2 separate regions of the Homo sapiens genome follow, and region 1 is linked to region 2. A link is an interaction called in ENCODE POLR2A ChIA-PET data of the cell type or tissue named here. Cell type or tissue: GM12878. All regions are shown on one strand.

Evidence for each region. ChIA-PET counts read pairs that join two places held together with the same protein. Peaks named below come from ENCODE experiments on the same cell type or tissue, not always from the same donor. Only the 100,000 strongest peaks of a DNase experiment are listed, where the experiment ranks them.
Region 1: POLR2A ChIA-PET joins it to region 2 with 5 read pairs; 8 of 35 experiments call an interaction of 5 or more read pairs at or near these places.

Annotation. Positions count from the first base shown.
Region 1 is chr9:5,613,159-5,617,158 of GRCh38, forward strand. The region is part of intron 1 of INCR1 (interferon stimulated noncoding RNA 1); the gene reads right to left. Among named protein-coding and RNA genes, the nearest start is that of RIC1, 14 kb to the right of the region's middle. In GM12878, no CTCF peak of the experiment used is centred here; no DNase peak of the experiment used is centred here; H3K27ac peaks cover 79 bases.
Region 2 is chr9:5,560,638-5,564,637 of GRCh38, forward strand. PDCD1LG2 (programmed cell death 1 ligand 2) reads left to right here. Exons shown (of 7, transcript NM_025239.4): 6 at 2,525-2,574. The region is part of intron 1 of INCR1 (interferon stimulated noncoding RNA 1); the gene reads right to left. Among named protein-coding and RNA genes, the nearest start is that of PDCD1LG2, 52 kb to the left of the region's middle. RefSeq lists a silencer at 2,527-2,626. In GM12878, no CTCF peak of the experiment used is centred here; no DNase peak of the experiment used is centred here; H3K27ac peaks cover 1,398 bases.

The DNA.
Region 1 (4,000 bases), 53 kb after region 2:
ATAAGTAAATGAAAGACAAATGTATATATATAATTTTGGAGGATGTATAATTTACTCATATGGCCTGAATGTGGTAATACTATGTATCATATTTCATGCAAACATAAACTGAATGAGGCTTTTTTTTTTTTTAAGACAAAGTCTCCCTCTGTCACTTAGGCTGGAGTGCAGTGGGGTGATCTCGGCTCACTGCAACCTCCGTCTCCCAGGTTCAAGCAATTCTCCTGCCTCAGCCTCCCAGGTAGCTGGGACTACAGGCGCGCACCACCATGCCTGGCTATTTTTTGTATTTTTAGTAGAGACGGGGTTTCACCATATTGGCCAGGCTGGTCTCAAACTCTTGACCTCGTGATCCACCCACCTCGACCTCCCAAAATGCTGAGATTACAGGCATGAGCCACTGCGCCCGGTCAATGAGGCTCTTTTATACCACTTTTACTACACTTATAGGATCATTTCTCAACTTGTGACTCTATCATCTTTACTGATTAACTGGACATCCAGTGGTGCCCAAATTTTCAGGGAATAACATGGGCATGGGCAAAATCTTGCCTTGTTAAGGTTAATGGTATTGTAAATTGTTAACTATTGCATTTAGGTCGGGCATGGTGGCTCACCCCTGTAATCCCAGCACTTTTGAGTGGCCGAGGCAGGCAGATCACTTGAGGCCAGGAGCTTGAGACCAGCCTGGTCAATATGGTGAAACCCATCTCTACTAAAAGTACAAAAATTAGCCAGGCATGGTGGCAGGCACCTGTAATCCCAGCTACTGCAGAGGCTGAGGCACAAGAATCACTTGAACCCAGGAGGCGGAGGTTGCAGATTGTGCCACTGCACTCCAGCCTGGGCGACAGTGAGACTGGAAAAAAAAAATCAATTGCATTTACACATTTTAATATCTGTCATTAATTTTATATATTCAACTTCATGTCCGCATTAACCAAGTTTTGCCTGAGACATCATACTTAAATTTACATGGCTGTTATAATAATCTGAAACAAATTGGTTTTTGAAGCAGTCGCTTGGGGTATTGTTAACACATTCATGAAGAGCAAACTTAGAAATGCCCATTATTTTTTATAAAATCTGTAGATTCAGAGAGGAAAATAAAGTTGTAAGTAGACATTTCTTCTTCTGAATACTCCAACCACAAGAAGGAACTGTATGAGCAATAACAGAATATTTTGAGATAATCTTTAGAGTATCTAAGCACTCAATCCCCATTCATTGAGTCTTGAAGACGCCCAATATGCTCACCACATTCCAGTCAAACAGCACTTTCACCAGAGATTTGAGTTACAGAGCTGGATAACCCCTCAATGCTTTTTTTTTTTTTTCTTTAGATGGGGAGTCTCGCTCTGTGACCTAGGCTGTGGTGCGATCTCGGCTTACTGTAACCTCTGCCTCCTGGGTTCAAGCAATTCTCCTGGCTCAGCCTCCCAAATAGCTGGGATTACAGGCGTGCACCACCACACCCAGTTAATTTTTGTACTTTTAGTAGAGACGGGGTTTCACCATGTTGGCCAGGCTGGTCTTAACTCATGACCTCAAGTGATCCACCCACGTCAGCCTCCCAGAATGCTGGGATTACAGGCATTAGCCACCACGCCCAGCCACCCCTCACTGCTTTTTAACAAATACTAACAGGTAAACTGTTTATCTGCTTGATCATAGAAGAACATGGACTCAATGATGAAGTATATATAGGCAATGGTCAACTTTGTTTTCTAATCCACACATACAGCTGATTTAAACCCATGTTTTCATTTACTGGTCAAGATAAAAATATGGAGGGAGTCTTGCTATTCATGCAAACATTTTTGTCTTTACCACACAGGAATCCTCAGAAAACCTCTGAGAACAATATGTTTGCTTGGAGTTAGAGAGGTGTCCAGTTAGGGGAGATGTTGGGACACTTTGCTCCCTTCCTACAGAAGGGATTCCCAAGTCCTACAGAAGAAGATTCCCCTCTAATGGAAAGCAGCACGTAGTGGCAGCATAAGCTAAGAAAACAATCAACTCCTAGGAAACTGTGGAGGACAGTAAGAGCCTGTAGCGCATTACAATGGGCATCCTGAGAAAGTGACCAGGGTACAGGGAGATTCTGCCTTTGGTGTATTATATATTAAATGATGTGGATGGATTAATGTTGTTAAAATATGGAGACTTCTTCCCCCGCCCTTACTCTTCAGCCCCAGTCCCTCCCCTCCTCACCCCCTTCAAAAAAGAAAGAAAAAAGAAAAAGAAAGAAAGAAAATGGTGTTAAAATATGATCCTATTGTTAAATGTTAACTCTTTGATTCATTTATAGCCTTCAACATCATACCTGGGTGATGTGATTCCTTCTTCCCTCTCTTACTTTTACATCCATGGATGTATGCCACAGAAAGATCTACAGCACTGTTTATTTTCAAGAATTCACATGACCCTTTAGATAAATTATTGTTTTCATTTTTGCCTAAGATACACAAGATATTATTCTCCAAGTAAATGTGAAAATACTGATTTCCTTCATTTCTTTAGCAAAGTAATTTTATACATGAAGGATTGAGTAAAAACAAATACCTTAGGAGTTAAAAAAAATGTAGTTAATAAGACAGCCTGACATAAATTATTATATACATTTAGTTGGTGAGAAAATAAGTTTGTGGAAAGAGATGGTATAGTGAAGTTGATAAACTTGGGGATTCTGGGTTCAAGTTTTGACTCCATCACTTTCCAGCTCTGTGAGCCTTGAGCTTCTCTAAGCCCCAATTTCCTCATCTGTAAAATGGGGATAATATGTATCTCATGTGATTGTTGAGAGGATAAAAATTAAATAATGTAAAATGCTTAGAGCAGTATCTAGTACATAAGTGCAGAATAAATGCTAGTTACTGTTATAATTTATGTAACAGTACCAATCATTAGACACAAAGTTCTTTGTGACTAATCCACAATATACCACTAAAGGCACAGATTAATGCCAGTGCCTGGTTTCTAGCACTTAAAAAAATAACAACCTGGTATGACAGATATTAACATTTCCACCTGCAGGTAAAAAAACGGTTAAAGGTAACTTAGGGCTAGCAGGGCAATATGAAGGTGATCAGCAGGGGCCAGGTGGTCAGGTTTAACTTGCCCATAATTGCTATTGAATGACCCAAGGTCACTTCCACTACTTGGTCTTATCTGGTTTTCACAGCACAATTTTTACATCCTTAGACAGCTCTCTCATTAGGAAATCAAGAAAATTCAGATCTGCTGGAGAAGGGATCATGGCCATATCTCCCAGGAATCCAGTGCACTTTTTGACTTGTTTACAAACTAACAGAAGGTTGAGTACAGAGATTCCAGACCATATTCAAAGTACACACCGGACACTTTTTTTTCCTCCTAAAGAAATGTCAACCTTATTAATATGCATGAGACTCATAGTGGATATTTGTTAAAAATGCTAATTCTTGGGCCATACCATCAACATCAAGGACTCCGGATTCAGAAAGCCTGGGACTTGGCCAAGGAATCTGTATTTTAAATATATCTCTAGACAATTCTGATCCAGATGACTGGACCACACTTTGGGAAAACTGATCTCCTTGATAACAAATTAACAATTTTAAAAATAGTACTTATTATTTTTTGATGATAAAAGAAAAATTAGAAAGTGCTCAGAACAGAAAAAATTAATAATTATATTTTCAGGAGATGATGACTGCAAATATAGCTGTCCTAATTTTTTTAAATAAAAGACAATAAAGGAAATAATGTATTTTGGGGGGCATTTGGTAGCCATTTTTCCATATCTCTTTTCAAGTTCTTACATTCAAGTGTATTGGTTGTTCAGTTTCACAGGTATATTCCTTTTATACCAACTCTTAATGGCTTTTATAAATGATTTCTATGTTTGAAATATATATAAATTTACTCTATGAAATCCACTTATATTCTTGTTGGGTCAGGAGATTGGACTGGATGTGTTTAAGGCCCATTCTGACTAAGATGTCATACTTGTAAGATT
Region 2 (4,000 bases):
GGGACGCCAGTCCTAACTTCCTTCTCTTCAGTTCCTCTTAGGGCCATTGGTATCCTGAATTTCTTAGTCCATTGCAAAGTTAAGTAAAGAAGCAGCAGGCTTGGTCCCTTTCCTTCCAGATGGCTTCTTAGCTCCTGAACAGATTTACCCACCTATACCTCAGTGACTAGCTCTGTGTACTAAAGTGTATTGGGAGGGCAGCCATTATTGGTCCATAAAAGGTCCTGCTTACCATTTTCCCCTAAGAGGAACCATTCAACAGTTTGGGGCTCGAGGGTGACCTGCTGGGCTCTAGAGAAGAAGCTGGCAACTTCTGTTGCAAAATAATGTTAAATTCTGCTTCATCTGCTTGTCTTTACGTTTCAAGAATACAGTAACTGTGTTTCTCTGATTCACCAATATATGCCCAGTGTCTAAAAAATTACCTGGCATATAATAAATGTTCAATGAAATTTTAAACATTGAACCTACTATATGCAGGTGAGTATGCTAGATCTGCTCTGTCCAATATAATAGCCATCTGTGGCTCTTTTTAAGTTAAATAAAAATTCATCAGTCACATCTTAAGTATTCACACACTGTAAGTGCTCAATAGCCATGTACAGATAATTGCTCCTGTATTGGACAGTACAGATATACAACATTTCCATCATTGCAGAAAGTTCTACTGAAAACCACTGTGCTAGACCCTTTACAAACTTCTCATTTAATTTCACAAAAATTGCTTGTGGCAAGGAGAAGTGTCTTTATGCTGGAGTTAAGAAAGTGAGGCTCAGAAAAGTTATATGACTTCCCAAAGTCATACAGCTGGGATTTGAATACAGGTCTGTTTGACTCCAAAACTTGTGGCCTATTTGTTGCAAAAGTGCTTAATACAAATTGGTTCAGTCAATATTATTATCTTTGAACAATGGAAGGAGAAAGTAAGTTTCAATCCAAAATAATTGAGTGACTTATACATTGACTTGCTGAGCCAATGGCAAAGTCAAGTTAGAATCCAGCAGAAGTCACCAGCTACAGAATCTAGATCTTTAGAACATGTCTTCAGATCTTCAGAACAGTGTTTCTTAAACTCTCTTGTGAAGGAACAGTTATCATCATAGGCTGGTAACAGTTCACCTACCAGCACCAGCCCATGAACCAGACTCTAAGTGGCACAGCCCTAGAAGATTGAGCCAGAATTTTACAGAGGTTTAAAGACCAAATATGCTGGTTTATGGTTACCTGTGGCCCACAGAGAATGGCAGCACTAACCTCAGGCATAAATGAGGTACCCACTGAAGCCAACATTCAAGAGCAATTCCTATGGGTTAACCATTGGGCTCCTTTCAAATGCAAACCCTCATGAAAGAGACTACAGTGCTGAATAGAGACCTCCAAATTCCAGGCCAAGCTCAGGATAGTCATGAGGGAATTACTAAAAACCTGGTATATAGGGCAAAAGCAGAATTAGGAATGGACTGATTTCAGGAACCCAGGCAATGGCAGGAGTTGGGCATTAAATCCTAAAAGAGAATCAGAGTGGGAGGGAATATGTGAAATCAGAGGTTAAGAAAAAAGTGAAAACCTATTCATGATTGCAAAGATATGAAACCAACCTAAGATCCCATTGACGAATAAGTGGATAAAGAAAATGTGGTATATATACACCATGGAATACTACTCAGCCATGAAAAAGAATGAGATAATGTGTTTTGCAACAACTTGGATGGAACTGGAGGTCATTATTCCAAGTGAAGTAACTCAGGAATGGAAAACCAAATACCATATATTCTCACTTGTAAGTGGGAGCTAAGCTATGGATATGCAAAGGCATACAGAGTGGTATAATGGGCATGGGAGACTCAGAAGGAGAGAGTAGGGAGTGGCAGTGAGGAATAAAAAAGCTGCATATTGAGTTCAATGTACACTATTTGGGTGACGGGTGCACTAAAATTCAGACTTCACCAGTATACAATTCATCCATGTAACCAAAAACCACCTGTACCCCTAAACCTATTGATATAAAAAAAAAATTAAAAGAAAGATGTGAAATCAAGGAAACTTACTGGTGAGCAGCATCCCATTATGTGAACTTGTGCTTCTGAACCAGTAACTTGAGTTACTTTGAGCCAGTATCAGTCACTTATACCTTAGTGCAAAATTAATTGATCAGACATTCTGACCTGGACCAGGGAAGGCAGGCAGAAGTAGCAGTCAAGACTAAAGCAGAAAAGGGAGAGCTAATTCTGCAGCCAGACATTTCCTGGATTGAATACCCAAATTAGTCCCTCAGCCTTTAAGTGCCTGAGGGCCAGGAGTAGACAGAGGAATGGAAAGTGTGAGACTTCTTTGTTCACACTCTTTGCCTAGGGGCCAGATTTTGCTTTATGCATTACCATCCGAAGTCCCAGGCCACAGTGAACATTTGGGCTTCGCTATGTGGATTTATTTAGATTTACTTTTTGTCCTGCCATATTTTAATCTATAAGCCAAACAGTTTTCTCATTAATCTTATTCCATTTCTGGAATTTTTCCTTTTCAGACACAACAAAAAGACCTGTCACCACAACAAAGAGGGAAGTGAACAGTGCTGTGAGTAAGCATGATTTTTACTTTTCTTTCTTACTTTCTTTTCTCTCTCAGCTTGAATTTTAAAGTAACCACTGTTCTATTAATTCATGGAAGGCAACTGAATAGTTCCAGCTTATAGAATCTTCCTGTTTGGTAGCATTTCAGCGAAGCCTCGTTCTTAGCCCCAGAACAATCATGCCATCTTTTGCTCGGTCTATATTCCTAAGCACTCCTAGATGATACTGCACTGGACCTCTGGTCTCACATAGTTAGAAACAGAGTTAAAATCGAACAGCAAAGAGAAGATATTCAACTGCGATGCAATTGACAATGGATGTTTTTGCAACAAACAATGATTAAGAAGTACATTGTTGTGGGCTCTGAGTCAAGAGTAATATGGGAAAAACACAAGTCTCTTCATGAGGTTGACAGGTTTGGAGCTGGAATCTGTGGAGGAGGAAGGATATGATCTAGGGGTCAGAAGAAGTGGGTTACTAAAATCATTAAGCCTGGTTGGATGAAAAGCTTAGACTCAGGGGAAGCAGCACATGATTGTGGGGGCTGGCAAGTTTGAAATGTGTAGGGCAGGCCAGCAGTCTGGAAACCCAGGCAGGATTTCTACCTTACAGTCTTGAGGCAGAATTCCATCTTTTCTGGGAAACCTCAGTTTTTTGCTCTTAAGGCCCTCAACTGATTGAATGAAGCCAACCTACATCATGGGAGATAATCAGCTTTACTTCAAGTTAACTGATAGCAAATGATAATTACATCTACAAAATACTTTCACAGCAACATATAGACTAGCATTTGACTAAGCAACTGAGCACCATAGCCAAGATGACACATAAAATTAATCATCACAGGCACCAAGAGATGAGGGGGGCAGTCTTGGCCATATATTTGGCTGAAGTAAGTCAATTTGTCATTCCTGCATGAGCCTTTATAAACAGAAGTAAGTAACCAACTACTATTTGGTCATTGGAGTTGTCCAAGAGGCCAGGGTTCTGTCTAATACCTGTTCATGCATGAACATGCCAACCTAGATTGCATGCAGACTACCAGTTTTGGGTTTTTGTTTAGTTCAGCAGGATTTTTCTCAGCTCACTGCCTCTCAAACTTTCAGCAACAAAAGGACATCTGTGATATCAGAATCTACCACTCTAAGTATTTGGATGCAATAGCAATGAATATCTGAGTAAATCTAGGTGGGGAGTGGGGGCACCCTGTAGCCAAAATGATTTAACAAAATCAAACCAAAATTTTGGAAATGATGCCTTGGTACAATGAAGAGACTACTTGAGGTAGGTTTGACTTATCTAATATCTTATTTTCTTTACCAATACCTAATGAGGAATTTAAATATTTCTAGATAGCTTTGGAAAGGTCCCTTAAAGAGGCACCAGCATACCACTGCCAGATCTAATCCCCCCAAACACTGTTTTCATCA